2 separate regions of the Homo sapiens genome follow, and region 2 is linked to region 1. A link is a loop called in an ENCODE intact Hi-C map of the cell type or tissue named here. Cell type or tissue: dorsolateral prefrontal cortex. All regions are shown on one strand.

The links. Peaks named below come from ENCODE experiments on the same cell type or tissue, not always from the same donor. Only the 100,000 strongest peaks of a DNase experiment are listed, where the experiment ranks them.
Region 2: it touches region 1 in a loop (11-fold over the local background); 4 of 110 quality-filtered maps call a loop at or near these places.

What each region holds. Positions count from the first base shown.
Region 1 is chr18:55,871,169-55,879,168 of GRCh38, reverse strand. No RefSeq gene overlaps it. Among named protein-coding and RNA genes, the nearest start is that of LINC01416, 45 kb to the left of the region's middle. In dorsolateral prefrontal cortex, no CTCF peak of the experiment used is centred here; a DNase peak (open chromatin) is centred at 3,428; H3K4me3 peaks cover 1,032 bases; H3K27ac peaks cover 2,324 bases.
Region 2 is chr18:56,042,532-56,050,531 of GRCh38, reverse strand. All of the region lies in intron 6 of LINC03069 (long intergenic non-protein coding RNA 3069), which reads left to right. It overlaps LINC01905 (long intergenic non-protein coding RNA 1905), which reads right to left. Exons shown (of 3, transcript NR_146511.1): 2 at 355-452. Among named protein-coding and RNA genes, the nearest start is that of LINC01905, 4.3 kb to the right of the region's middle. In dorsolateral prefrontal cortex, no CTCF peak of the experiment used is centred here; a DNase peak (open chromatin) is centred at 6,701; H3K4me3 peaks cover 653 bases; H3K27ac peaks cover 2,839 bases.

The DNA of each region.
Region 1 (8,000 bases):
CTAATCTATATTTCCTTCTTTTACTTTTCTTTTAAAAGTTTTGCCAGCGTTATAATTTTTCTTCCTTTTCTGTGCTCTGAAGTAGAGAAGACAAGACATGATACATTTGCTTCTTAAAGCTTTGATGCTGGGACCTGAGTTATTATTATGATCATTTAAACCACCAGTTATTTATTTGTAAATGTTATCACATTTATTGTGATATTTTTTATTTCAATAGCTATATTTTTTGCAACATCTCTATGTTTTTGCATATCTTCCTGTTCCTGTTTCAACTCTGCCTGACTTTGGTTCATGATCTTTTTCTTTTTAATGAATATAATATTTTCCTTGATCTCTTTGAACATTCTAAACATTTTCATCTAAGTCTCTTCCTAACTGCACCATTAAATTAACTCTTGTTCTGGTTGTTGATTTTGTTGATTATTTTGTTTAGCATTAGATTTCTTTTCTTGTTTTGGGTTTTTCTTTTTCCCCTGCAGAATTTGTTCTGTTCTCTCTCTGTTCCTATTTGTCTTTCTCTTTTTCTTCCTGGATTCCCCCTTCCCAGTCTTTAGCAGTGAAGACTGACACCCAGTCAACATCCAGCTCATATTAGAATGCATCCTTTCTCCTGCTCTACCATAATTTGAGAGATATAACAAATCAAATAATCAGATGGTTTGGCTCAGCTCCTTGTTGTGAGGCAGTGTTTTTGTCTGTTGTCTGCCTACGCCCACAGAGTCCTATAAAGCTATGACTTCAGACAGGGACTCAGCAGTAACTTTTTCCAACCTCATTTCAGGAAGTGGTAGGCTTACCTCAGTTCCTAGATTCAAGCTGTACATTTGCCTAAGTATGTCCTCTGTACATTTGGCTAAGTATGTCATCTGTATGTTTGGTACAGGATCCAAGCTGCCATTACCTGATTCCAGAGTTGGAATCTGGCAGAGCTGCATGTTCAGCCCTTATGACACTTTTTGATCCTGTTTTATCTGTGATTCACAGATATGTTTATCCCATTTTGGTGCCTACCTACATCATCTTGGTCATCTTTTTTTAAATTTCATCTGTAGCTTCCAGTTGTTTGAAAGAGAGGATTTTGTTAAAGCATAAATTCACTTACCAATTTTACACAGAATTGCAAAAAATTATTTCTAAAATTCATTTTTCATCTTTCCTAATGCTTGGTAAGAGCTATGCACACTATGGACCCTTATGAGTTCCTATGAGATGAATGGATGAATAAATGAGTGATGAAGGAAGGAATGAAATAACATGAATAATTAGAAGAGGAGAAAGACTATAAAATGCTTAATCAAATAAGCTTAAATGAGTAGAATAATTAATAATCACATAATTCAATGTTCCCAAAAGGTATACGCTTGTGACAATGTCCTATCAGGACTACAGTCTTATTTCTCTGTGATTCTCTTAACTCAGCCTTTCTCTGACCTGGAGCTGCAGGCTACCTACTAGCAGCAACTAAGACAATCTGCTTCTTCATTCACATTTAGTAAGAGAAAGAGAGAATGGCTTCCCACAACTCTCTCAAGATAGAGAAACAGCCTTACAAGCCTCCCATAACCCTCTAGCTGGGTTTTATTTGATAAAACCACATTACACATTCTCTCTCAAACAAAGGACTTGCAAGGGAGATGGAATTATTCTTATACCAGTCTGGCCCATCCTTTAATTAGAGGTCACTTCTCTAACCACATTGCTGCCTTTTACTGAGACAGAAGGTATGGAATGTATGCTGGAGAGTCAAACACAATATTCACTCCAGCAGTTAACCGACTTACCTTTTTTAATGCCAATATGTAAGTTATTGGATTGAATATGGAAAAAATGGTAGGTATAAGTTAGATGTTATTATCCAGACTATGTTAAGGAAATTTTTTAAAGTTTGGTCTATTCATGAAGTGATAATTGTGATGAGGGAGAATATTGCTTAAAATCATTCAAAATATTGTGTTCACTTGATGTATTTTTATTTTTGAAAAAAGCTCCTTTTCAAAGTTCTTAAGCAATCCTAAATAATCGTGTGAAGCAGACATTGTTACTACTATTCTCATTTTACAAACGAACACTGAACTTATCAAACAGTAGATGCCAAACATTTGAGGAAGATGAGTTTATGGAGACTGTGATCAAATGACATAACTGTTTGTCAAGTATTCACTTTCTTCTTGCACCTTCATGGAGGAATATAAGATTCTGCTACTTTGATGCTTGGCCATGTGACTCGATTTATCTAATGAGATGCTAGCAGACAAGAAATGAACAGATATTTGAAATACACTTGTGCAATTTGGCTTGTTCTTCTGCACTTCCACCATCACATGAAAGTGACATGCCCAAGCTGGCCCACAGGTGCCAGGAAAACAGAAAACACATGGAGCTGAGCTGGACTCACTTGCAGCTTGGTGCCAACATCTGTCGAGCCCAGCCTAAATCCACCAAGTCCCTGCAGTTTGACCAAATTCAGGTGCGTGAACAAGAGGAAATGATTGTTCTCTTAAGCTGCTAAGTTTTGGGGTGGTTCGTTAGGCAGTATTACTGGGGTAATAGCTAAGTGATGCAGAGAGGAAGAGAAAATGGAAAGCCAACAGGTCATTTTTAAAAAGAAGTAAATAAGCACAAGTAAATATTTTGATTGCTCAATATCACTCCGAAAATGGGAGAGCCAAATTCAAATCAAATTCCTCTGCCTCCACATGTTTTGGCTTTTCTAAGACATGGATTGGCTCTCTACAGTAGTAGCAATGTTGCAAGCAGTTTCACTATTTGTCTGTGGCACTGTAATTTCAGTGAGTAATTCTCTCACTCATATTATCACATGGATTGTTATTATTTACTCCATTATACTGGTTTTTATCAATGAGGAGATATAGTTATTAAATATGAGAAAAATGGCTAATAACTAACCACCATTTTAAAAACTTCTTTTGTGCCATAACACATCCACCACATTTATATAGAGCTGCTCTGTTCAATATGGCAGTAGTAATCAAATGTGACCATTTTAATTTAAATAAAATTAAAATTAAAATTCAGCTCCCCATTCACAGTAGCCACGTCTCAAGGATATAGCAGCTATATATTGCTAGTGGCTACCATATTGGACAGCACCAATATAGAATATTTCCATCATTACAGAAAGTTCTTTTGGACAGCACTGTTATAGAGAATATGCAAAAAGTAACACCCTCTTTTCAATTATGTCTAGTTGACTCATTTATAGAGCTTTGGGATACTTTCGACATGCTGTGCTTTACCGGGAATCCCTTGCTAAATAAATCTCTCTTGAATTAGGACATGGGGAGCCATACAATTCTGTCAGCAAAGCTGGCTGGTGACGTTAAAGAAAATGTGTAAAGGTAGTCCTGACCTCTGGCCCCCGATTCAGCTGGAGCTTACAGGATAAAAGAGCTTCTGTCTCCATCTGAAAGCATCTGGAGCATGCTCAGCAGTCATGCAGCTGTGCTTACCTCCAACTTGCTGCCAAGCTCAGAAGGGAACAAAATCAATTAAAGGGATAGATCACAGTGTTTACCAAGGAGGAAAACCCCCACATCTGGAACAGTGAGAAGAGTGGGCTGGTGATGAAAAAACACTGGGCATTGAGAAAATTACAAGTCTTGGTCCAGATCAGCCTCTATCTAGAGAAGTCATTTTCACTCTTTGAATTTTGTATTCCTGTCTGTAAGATAAGCTGAGCACATTTCCATACTGCCAAATGCCATCCGGCAGAATTTCCAGGCTTATCAAGCTATGATAATCCCCACCCTTCCCTTCAATGTCATCAGAGAGCTCTGTTCCATCTACAGGCTAACAGACAATGTTCAATTGCCCTTTGTAGAAATCTGACATTAGACATGTGCTAGAATGCCTCCTTCGGGAATAGTAAAAAATAAGTGAGCTTCTATGTAAAAGCACTTGGGGGTCTTGCATCTTGAGAAGGAGCTACCCATCTCACAATGCAGATTCTCAGCCTCAGAAAAAGGCTAAACATTTAAAGATTGAGTATTTAAAACATTATAGTTGCACTAGCAACTTTTTAAATGCTTGAAATACAAAAATGAATACATGCCTGGTGTGAGCAGTGTTTTACAATTTCTCTTCCAAATGAAAGAGACCCCCTGTTTCTTTTCATTTGGTGGCTTGGTTTATACTTTCATTTTTACAGTCCAGACAACCAGCAAAGTAAAATTCAAGCCTACTTTTGTTCTTTACAAAAGGAGCTTGTTTTAAAATAAAAAGGTTAATAAAAAAATGAATAAAAGAGCTTCTTTGACCTTTTCTGAAAGGTAGATTATTACCATGGAGAATGAAGTAATCACTTATTCCATAAGTATTTTATTCCACCTGAGTTTCCAAACTTAAATAAAACTACCAGCACTAAAGGTCTTATTATACTTACCAATATAGAGACCATTCAATTCCAAACTGTCCTAAATTCTAAAAAAGAATTTAGAAGTTAAAAAAATCAAACTTATTCCCCCTCGTTACTCAAAATATTTTATTTAAGAAAACAATAACACAGATAAGTCACTAAAATCTACCTGATGATTCAAATCTGATGAGTCAATGCTTCATCAATTATAAGCACATGATTAACTGATAATTGTTGATTAGCATTTTCTGAAATTATTTATTTATTTATCCTAGGAATACAATTCTCATTAAGGTATATTATATACCCAAAAGGTGTGGTTGAATTCATCACAAGGCAATTAACTACTGTGTAGAAAGCAATATAAGAAGACACTACTAGCTCAAAGAGATATACATAAACATAATGATGTCATGGTTCCTGTTTTCTAGAAGTAGTGATTTGGTAGGGTTGAAAATACAAGCTACTCACCATAGGTCTAGGTACAGTGAAATAGAGGTATATACAAAAATCCAAATGAAATGCAATACATTCTGACCACTTGGATCACAGAAGACTTGGCAGAGAATGGAGCACTAAAGTCAAACCTAAAACAACAGGGGTCCCTAATCCCCGGGCCATGGACAGTACCTGTCTGTGGCCCGTTAGGAACCAGGCTGCATAGCAGGAGGTGAGTGGCGGGCAAGTGAGCATTACTGCCTGAGCTCTGCCTCCAGTCAGATCAGTGGTGACATTAGATTATCATAGAAGCATTATTGTGAACTGTGCATGTGAGGAATGTAGGTTGTGCACTCCTTATGACAGTCTAATGCCTAATGATCTGAGATGGAACAGTTTCATCCTGAAACCATCCCCACCCAGCAGGTCCATGGAAAAATTGTCTTTCATGAAACCAGTCCCTGATGCCAAAATGATTGGAGACCACTGCTTTAAAGGATAGGCGGAAAGTGAGGAAGAGTGTTCCAGTCTACAAGAAGGAAGTATAATTGCATTTTCATGGAGGTGAAGTTAGCCAAGAGAATGAGCATAAGCCATGTGGTGGAGACCAGAGGAGATGAAGCCAGAAGGGAACATTGAAAGCAGATGATTGAGAGCACTGAATGACACCTTAAGGGATTTGAATTTTACTTGTAGATCAGAAGTTTACTTTGTGAGTAGTCAATCCCCCACCTAGAGATTTCTAAGCAGGGGATTGACATATTCTTATCAGCATATTAGGAAGTTCATCCTGACAGCCCATGACAGCTGGAATCAAAGAGACCTTTTGGGAAAATGTTTTGTGGTCCAGAGATGGTCCAGGCATGATGTGGGGCAGGATGCGCAGGAGACAGATATGTACATTTCAGATACACAACCATGGAAATGGCTTTGAGACAGAAGGCAAAGCTACATTTGTAGCCTTGATGAATGAGAGGAAGATGACCTTCTAAAGCAAATCAATTTTGCCTCTGTTATGCCTTTGTTTCAAATGTTATTTATTTATGGATGGGCTAAGATCCCCTAAAGATACAGTGTTAACATATGTATCTATATTAACATATTTATATGTCATGCTCTGTTATTTATCTATCACTTGATCCTAGTAGAAAGCATAAATCCAAAAGTAGGTAAGTCTTCAATAGCAGATACTCATTCATGCATTTATGTGATCAACAAACCTTAGGTGAGCACCTCATTAGGAAATAGGTTGTGAATAACATACACATAAACAGCTGTTGCAAAAACCCCAATTTTTTTATGTTCAGGAGGAAAAAAATGCTTCTGTAAGAAGGATCAAGAAAACATCTTTGGAGGTGCTTATAATTAAAGTAGGCCTGGGAGAATGGGAAGGATTTAGATAGAGATGGGTTGAGAGAAAAAGGAAGAGGGTAGGTAAATTAGATGTGCCTGACAAAGGGCAGGGAGTCTAGGTTTGCTGTAGGATTCATAAAGAGAATTAGTGAAAGCTGAGGTATGAAGAGTAAGCTGGGAACTGATTTTGGAACACCTTGAAAATTAGGACTTTAGAAGACAACAGTCACTGCTGAGGATTTTAACCAGGGGCTTGACTTGCCTAAAATATTATTCAAAAACAATACTGGAGTCAAATTTTTACATATTCTAGAAAGCTAATCTTCACTTATTTTATGTTTTAAGCCTATCATAAAACACAAGGAAAATTTTCTCTCTCTAATTTGAGTAATAATTAGCATATGGAGAATGAAAGTGTTTGGGGTGTCATCAATTCTAGGTTCATCTCTGCCATAGAAACATCATCATGCTGTTAGGAATAAAGGGCAAATGAAAATATATTACCAAGAAATTAACTACAGTTTTCAATGCTTCTGTGAAATGGCCAAATTTTATTTAACAAAGGAAATGTTCATAGTTCTTACTGTTAATTTGTTTTCATTCATCCAGAACATTTAAATTCTTTCTTTTTTCTTTTTAAAAATTGTTTTATTTTTAACGTTTGTGGGTACATAGTAGTTGTCTATATTTATGAAGTACATGAGATGTTTTGATACCAGAAAGCAATATGAAATAAGCATATCATGGAGAATGGGGTATCCATCCCCTTAGCCATTTATCCTTTCAGTTACAAACAATCCAATTACACTCTTTAAGTTTTTTTAAATGTACAATTCAGTTATTATTGACTATAGTCACCCTATTGTGCTATCATATAGTAGGTCTTACTCATTCTAGCTAATTTTTTGTATCCATTAACCATCTCCACCTTCCTCCCAGCCCCCCACTATCCTTCGCAGCCTCTGGTAACCATGCTTCTACTCTCTCCATCCTTTAAACTCTTCCTTAATTCAAAAGAAGTAAATAAAAATATCTGGTCTGAAAGCCAAGTCCTACAATTTCATAACTGATCGTGCCTAAAAATTGTTATGGCTGAGCAATAAATCCCTGAAAAGTGATGCTTATATTCATAATGGAAATGTCACCAGAGCCTTAAATATAGCAGCTCAACTTATCTTTACTACAGTGCAGCAAACTCAAATTTGTAATTGATTTTGACTTGTACCTGCTACCATGTGTGTTGAGTTTGGGAGTGCTGGACAGCATTTTTTAAAAATTTGAAATCTTAATTTTAGTCTAATGAAATTAATCTGTAAATCAATTCTCTCCACTTATATTTTTACATACCTATCTTTCTCTTCTAAGAGCAGACGAATTTATTCTTGGACTATTTTATTGGCAAATAATGAATTTCAGTAGTTGTTAAAATAGTTCTTAGAACTCTTTCATCTTCCATCTGCTCTTAAATGGAGAGAGGTTAAAAATGGAGAAATCTGGTCTGGCGCAGCAGTAGCTCACGCCTGTAATCCCAGCACTTTGGGAGGCCGAGGCAGGCGGGTCACCTGAGGTCAGGAGTTTAAGACCAGCATGGCCAACATAGTGAAACCCCATCTCAACTAAAAATACCAAAATTATCCAGGCATGGTGGTGGGTGCCTGTAATCCCAGCTATTCGGGAGACTGATGCAGGAAAATCATTTGAACCCAGGAGGCGGAAGTTGCGGTGAGCCAAGATCGCATCATTGCACTCCAGCCTGAGTTTTGACAGGAGCGAAACTCAGTCTCAAAAAATAAAAAAAATAAAAAAAAATAAGAGAGATCTCCAAGTGAAA
Region 2 (8,000 bases), 170 kb before region 1:
AATGGTTGAGCTGCTTTTAAAGGTAAATCCAAAGTGAATATTGAATGAAAGTTTCAACTGTTTTTTTGTTTGTTTTGTTTTGTTTTTTTCACTTACAGTTTTAAATCAGTATGCTGGAGAGGGTCACTTATCTATCAATCAAAGACAATTCTGAGGGAAGACAGGCAAAAGACCTTATAATCCTGATATAATCTCTTTTCTAACCCAAGCATCTTGAGACACTCGTATGGGCTGGCACAGAATTTAAGCTCCAATTCACTCAAATCAAAAAGAGCAACTCTCAGTCTGTCATCAGTAAGCTAGCTCTCCAAGGTGTATTTTTATCCCAGCCTCATCTAAGTTATGACAACTCACCTGGTTGGTTTCTGCCATTTGAGTAGAGAGAGGCATCAGAGTGACAGGCCATCACTCTTTGTGTTCCTCTTGAGGTATGACAGAGAGGAAAAACAAACCTGGGGAAACAGATTTCAAAGTTATTTCCAAAATGTCTCTGGATTGGAAAAAGAGATATAGGGTACTGTTGATGCTTTTTTCTACCCAGAGCTCTTCTGAAGGTGAAACTCCTCTCTCTTTTATAGGCACTTCTTAATTTATTTGTCTGTTTGTTTATTTGTTTTACTGCTTTGACCTCGATTCATCTCCCTATTCTTCTGTTTCTTAAAATGTGCAGTTCTAATAAGTTGTACTCCTAGTCAACAACTCAAACTCTTTTTACATTGATTTCTACATTGAAGCACCCTCTTCCGGTGGCTGAGCCAACTTACTGCTGGGCTAATCTTTCTGCAGACCCATATCCTTAGGACACATTGATTTCCCACACTGAGAAATGGTAACATCTAGTGCCTGCTTAATTTGCATAAAATATATAAACAAATATTAGATATTAATATAAATGTTCATATAGACACATAAAAATATAATTATAAATTTTACGCTTGTCAGGGGCCTTCTAATCTACTGCGTTAGCTGACTATCTAATCTAGCTATCCCCTAATTTTTCAGATTAAGTATATTTTTCTGTCACTGCTCAGTTTAGATTTACTATAATTGCACATGTATTTCATATTTTTCTACTTTATTTTTTGCATTCTTATCATATTATATTATTCCTTTTTTCTTTTCTAACTTATTTTGAAGTGATTGAGTTTTCTTTATTATCATGTTTTCCTCTGCTGGTTTTGAAGAGATACATTCTATTTCCATTATTTTAGTTATTATTTCTAATTTTTTAACATGTCTCCTGACCTAACAAGATCTAAGTTTAACTGATCTTTTTATTCTGCTCTAATATGGCAAGTACCTTAGAGCACTTTAACTCTGACCATCCCCTCCCTCTTACATGCTATTTGGTCCAACATTTTAGTGTCATCTTAGTTTTATATCTTATCAAATTATTCATTTGAATTATTATTATTGTTGTTTTATATAATCATTGATTGTTTATATAAACCCACAATTTACTGGTTTCTTTGCTCATGAGTTTGCATCCCATTGTTTCCTTTGAAGTTTAAATCCCTACGTCTTGCTTCCTATTCTTTCATTTGGAGTTTAAATTCCTGCTTCTTGACATTGCTGTTATGCTGGGGTGGGGATTAGCTGAAAATGGTGCTCAACCCAAGATTATAAAACATAGGAAGACATCATCCATGATGAGTGACAGTTATCAGATGTAAAAAATAAACAAAGGATTAGAATCCAAAGAGCTTCAAGTTATTGATTATTAGAGGGATACTATAAAATAATGTTTAAAAGAAAAAAATTAACATGTCAGAAAAGCATAAGACATATTATGATTGCACATGGATATACCTTATTTTCTGCTCCCAACATGGCTCTGATAGTGGTAAGCACTCAGCCTTTATCTGCTAAATCTCTTTATTTCACTCTTATTTATGAATGATAGTGTGGTTGGGTATAAAAATATAGGTTTACAGTTATTTCCCCTACCCCTTTGAAGATATTATTCTGTTGTCTTCTGGTTTTTTCTGTCATTACTGAGAAGGTTACAGTTAGTGTGGTTGTTCTGTTACAGGTTGTCTTTTCTTTCTTTCTTCTTCCTCTTAAGATTTTATATTGGTCTCTGGTATTTCCATAAGATGTATCTGTGTGTTGTCTTATCTCACTTGGGCCTCCAAATCCTGACGTTTCATGTGTTTCATCAAATCTGGAGGATTTGGCCAGGTGCAGGGGCTCACATAATCCCAGCACTTCCGGAGGCTGAGGCGGGTGGATCACTTGAGGTCAGGAGTTTGAGACCAGCTTGGCCAACATGGTGAAACCCTGTTTCTACTAAAAATACAAAAAATAGCCAGGCATGGTGGTGGGTGCTGGTAATCGCAGCTACTCCAGGGGATGAGGCAGGAGGATCGCTTGAGCCTGGAAGGCACAGGTTACAGAGAGCCAAGATTGCAACACTGCACTCCAGCCTGGGCAACAGAGTAAGACACTGTCCACCCTGCCCCTGACCCCCACCCCATCAAACAAAAAAATCTGGAGAACTCTAGGTCTTATCTCTTCACATATTTCCTCCTCTTCTATTCTTTCCTTCAGGCACTCTCATTAAAACACTCTTTCTCCCCTCAATGTGTATTAACCACTTTTAAATATTTAATTGCTCTCTGCTACCCTTTAGGAAAATCTTTATTCAACTGTTTGAATGTTGAATATCTGGTTAAACTATCCATTGTGCTTTTCCCTTCCATGTTTATATTTTTCAATTTTAGAAATTTAATTGTTATTTTCAAAGCTTCCTATTTCTTACTCATATGTCTTATGCTTTTCTGACTTGTTAATTTTTTTCTTTAATCATTTTTAACATATTATTTTATAATATCCCTCTAATAATCTATTACTTGAAACTCTTTGGGTTCTAATCCTTTTGTTTATTTTTTGTATCGGATAACTGTCATTCATCATGGATTATGTCTTCCTGTGTTGCATAATCCTGGGTTGGGCACTCATTTTCAGCTCCTCCCCACCCCAGGATAACAGCAATGTCACACTTGTTTAGTACTTCTAATTTGGGTTGAGGATTCTCTTACTCTCCTTATTTCATTAAGGACTCAGCTGTATATTTAACATGTTTATAAATACTTTTCCTACCTTGCCTAGGTGAACTTGTTCAAATTATCCAATCCAAATTATTCCCAGAAGCACACATCACATCCTCAAGAATTAAAATGACAAGAACAAGAAGATATGACTACAACTAAATAAAATAAATAGAGAGAAAGAAAGAGGAACAAAAAAAAAGGAAGGAAGGGAGAAAAAGAGGGATGGAGGAGGGAGGAAGGGAGGGAAGGAGGTGGGGAAGGGAGGGAAAGAGGAAGGTGTTGTTGCTCCTTCCTGGAACTCTCTTCCTGGGCTTACTTCACCCCTCAGGTCTCAACTGAAACAGTACCTCCTCCAGAAAACCAATTAGTTCTTCTTACTGTTCCCATGACTCTTTGCTTCTCCTATGATAACTCTTACCATGCTTTATTGGAATTATTTGTTGCCTTTCTTTCTTTCCAGGTAAAATTAAAAGGATCAGAGCAGGATGATTCCTTCATTTATTAACAAATATTTATTGAGCCCTAAGGATACAGCAATACATAAAATACACAAAGCCACTGCTCTCCCAAAGCTTACATTCTAGACAGGGAAGACAGAAAATAAACAAATATACAGTGTGAATAATACATATAAGTGATGATAAATGCTCTGGAAAAAAAAGTGGTGAGAGGAAGGAGAACTATGTAAGGAAGAGGGCCTAAATGAGAAAAGGTGGGCCAGGAAGGCCTCTCAGTTCTGATGACTTGACTGGAAACCTGAGTGGGATAAGTGAGCAAGCCTTGGTTGTATCTTTGGAGAAGGACACAGACACCTTCAGTGAAGTATGCACTGGGTTTGGGAAGGAGGGAATGAGAGCAGAGTGGGCAGTTGGCTCAGAGACGGGGCCAGGCAGCATGACACAAGGACTTTCCAGCCTCTGGAAAGACTCTGGGATATTATTATGAGTGAGGTTTGATGCCACTGAAAGGTTTAAATGATCTTGCTTACATTTCAAAAGACTATCTCTGCCACTGCACTCCAGCCTGCACGACAGAGCAAACCTCTGTCTCAAAAGGAAAAAAAAAAGACTATCTCCGGTTGCTATGTTGTAACAAGAGTGGAAGCAGAGTGGCAAACTAGCAAGCTAATGCAATTGTTTAGGCAGATAAAACACTGTAGACTGGAATAGCAAGTGCAGAGGTGGTGAGAAGAAGGGGTTGCATCCTGGATTTACTTTGAGGGTAGAGTTGAATGGATCTGCTGACTGTATCACTCTATTTCATAACTTTTATAACCAAATCCTGCATAGAGGGTCTAGCTTTGTATTCGTGGAATAAATGAATGAGTGAATGAATGAATGCATGATTTACAGGCCCTCCTTCTTGATGATGTCATTTCCATTTGTGAAATGAAAATTATCAAACACTATGAAAACTACGCAGGTTTTGCTGCTACCACTAAAGTGGGTCTAATGTAAATAATATTAACCACATTTTGTAAGCAACAGATCCAGCATGTGTACTAGGTCTTCTTCCTGCCCCAAAGCTTTTATTTTAGACACAAATGTTGCACACATTTTTCAGCTTCTGCTAGGACTTAGAATTGCTCTATATCAGTTTCATGAATGACCCTCAAATAGGCCATCAATAAATTTATCTCAGCCACACATTTGATCTGAAATCCAAATCCATTTTCAAGAAAAATGTAACTGGCCAAATAGACAAGACTTTGATTTCAAAATGAACGCTGGACAGGTCATATTTTTCTGTCAATTTATTTCAAGACAATGTTCAAAGGAGTTGACTGATAAAATTCACTACTCAGTGAAAGATACCAAGACACATCTTAGGTATTGTTTACCTCTTGAAACAATATGGTGACTATTGAAATCTTACTGTGGGCATACCTACCATCACTTTTAACAGATTTCAATGAAATTTAAAAGTGACAGAGATAAATGTCTTAAATGAATCTGTAAATTCATTGATAATTTTCTAATCAATCCTACTTTTATTAGATTGTCCTTTGAAAATTTAATTAAAATTATAATTAATTTCATTTATGAACTGCAATAATGTCTTCTAATTATGTGATTATAACAAGTGAAGTCTGCTGTTCATAGAAGTAATGGTTAAAATGTCTAAAATTACCAAGTATACATTTTAAATTACCAAGTATATATTTTCCAGGTTATATGTGCTATGGAGAAAAGATAATTACCAAGTATATATGATCTTTTCTCTATAGTACATACAACCTGGAAAATTGCCCTTGTGATTAGTACTCTTTATGCTTCCTGTCATGCATTAACAGAATCTAGAGCGCTGATACTATAACAAGTGTACAAGTATATAAACTGTGCCAAGGGAAGTGGGTGCCAAACATGTCCAGCTTTCATGGTGGCAACTTCACAGAAGACACAAGGTAGTTAAACAACATCTATTGCAAGGAAAGCTTCAAAAATCACAACATCTTGGGTTGGAAAGAACTTGAAAGATGGTCTCTTTCCAGCCCTACATCCCTCTTAGACTTTATTTGATTTGGAATTGCAGTTCCTTTGCAGCACTAATCTTGATAACACATTTCAATTCCAGCAGTCTGCCAGGCTCTGCACTGGGGTGATTCTAGAGAACGGTAGGCAGGCATCCTGCCCTTGACGATCCCAGAATCTACCAGAGCCTCTGCAAGTTTTCCACAGGTTGCCTGAATTTGGCAGTTTGCTTCCCCACAGAAATCAAACAGGAGCTATGAGACTTTCTCACTTAAAACACACACACACACACACACACACACACACACACACACACACATTAAGGATAGGGTCCAGGTTTTCTGCTGCACTCACTCTAGGTTGGAGAGCTAGAGAAGAGGCTGATGAGACCATCTCTAGCATACATTTATGGAACTGTCCTTTGGAATAAGCCACATGAAAGCAAATTAGTCTTCTGTTCAATCCTTGAGACAAACAGAGTGGCCTCTGCCAGTGTACACTTTCTTCCCTGTGTAAAACATTTTACTTTGGCACTACAAGCACAGCCTGGTTCTGAGGCTTGTCCTCTTTCTCCCCTCCCTCCAGTCACTCATCACTTCAATGATGTTGCCCATGATTTCACAGTGGTTAATTTTCTACCGAGAGAGGATGCCCTAAACCAATCTTTCATTAGTGACAGTAATCACTACATCAGTCTCTTATTAATGACAATAATAGCTAACATTTATTCCATGTAAATCATAGCATAATACTATGTCATTGAATTTCACGATACCCCATGAGGTAGGTGGCATTGATATGCCCTCTCTATAGATGATGGAATAGAGATTCAGAGAAGTTAAGAGACTTGCTTATGGTCCTATTGCCAGTCAGCCCTGGAGCCAGAATTCAAGTCAGGTGTCTGATTCCTAAACCAGGCATTTGACCCCTAACGAAATTGCTTTGGTTGTAGCAGGAGGATGGGAATGGCTGGAATGGGACCACAACCACCTGGCCTCACACCTGGCCCAAGTTCTTGGAATTCCAAGACACCCCTCAAAGCACAGGCTTATGTCAACAAGAGTTTTCTAGAGGAGCTGAGGTTATCTGGGAATCTGGCTGCCAGTGTTCGTTCTCTGATCTGCTACACCATCCAACAACATAGACCCGACTTTCTTGCCAGCAGCCAGCCTCACAGGGCAGCCAAGACTAACAAGTGTAGGCACTGTGCAGGGTACAGGGCGCATGAATAGCACTATTCTTTGCTGGCCAACACTGGCCCCATTGTTTTAGGCAATGAATAGAGCTGTGTAGAAAAAAAAAAATTCACACACGAAGCAAAAGCAGCAAAATTTGTCTCTTTGTGATGGTTTCAAGACTGGGTGAAAAAGTCATTCTTCACCTGGTGCTGTTTTACATACTCTTTCACAAACAGAAAGCACTTTCTGGCAAGGGAAGAGCCTTTCTCTCAAAATTAAAAAGTTATAGGTCACAGTGCAGGTGGGAGAATTGGGAGTAGACCTCAAAGTTTAATGGCACTCATTCATTACAACATTGGGGAGATGGAAGTGATGAGGCATCATTTTGATTTAGTGGAATTAAGCTCTGTTCCCAACAATCATCTTGATCTATTTGGGACACACAGTTTTTGCCTGCATTTTTCACAGATAACAGAGGGAAAGTTAAGAACACACTATTAACTACAGTATATATTAGGGCTCCTATTCAAGGCAAATAATTGCCAGACTTTCTATTTCTTTTTGATAGTGCTAGACTCTTTTAGTCTCAGACCCATTTCTGGGGTTGTGTTGCTGGCTGCTGTAACTCACCACCAGGGAATCTCTCCCTATCTTTGTCCTGGCTGCACCATTAGATGAAGTCAGAATCTCACAAAACCATTACACTCATTTAACTTCTGCATATGGAAAATGAATTCCTCTCTTAAGAGCAGGCATTAACACATAGCTCTGATACAAGCCCGTGTCCCACACACATTATCTCCTTTTCATCCTTACACCACTCATAAAACCACCATTGGTGGTAGACGTCCTGTGGTACAAATCATCTTGGATTGTTGACTGAATTATTATTTTGTGTATCTTGGTATCATAAAGTTCTATGAATTCAGTTTCTTCAAAATAGATCTCTTTATTTTTTTATTTAAATACAGAAACTTCCAGAGGCAGCTTAAAACATGGGAAGAGCATTATGGGCTTTAGATGCAATCTGATTTAAATTCTGGCTTATACAGTAGTTCTGTAGGATGACTCTATGGTCTATGTTGTCCTGGAAAGACCTTGCTGTATCTGTTATCCTGGTGTAATTGTTAATATTGCCGTCTTTCACTTTAAAATGTGTACAGTTTAAATGGTAGATGATAAGGTCATCCTATGGTTATGTCACCATGGGCAAGCAACTTAACTTCTGTTAAGTTGCTTTCTTCATTTATTAAATCAGGACAACACTGTCTATCTGTTAGGATCAGTATTAATGTTAA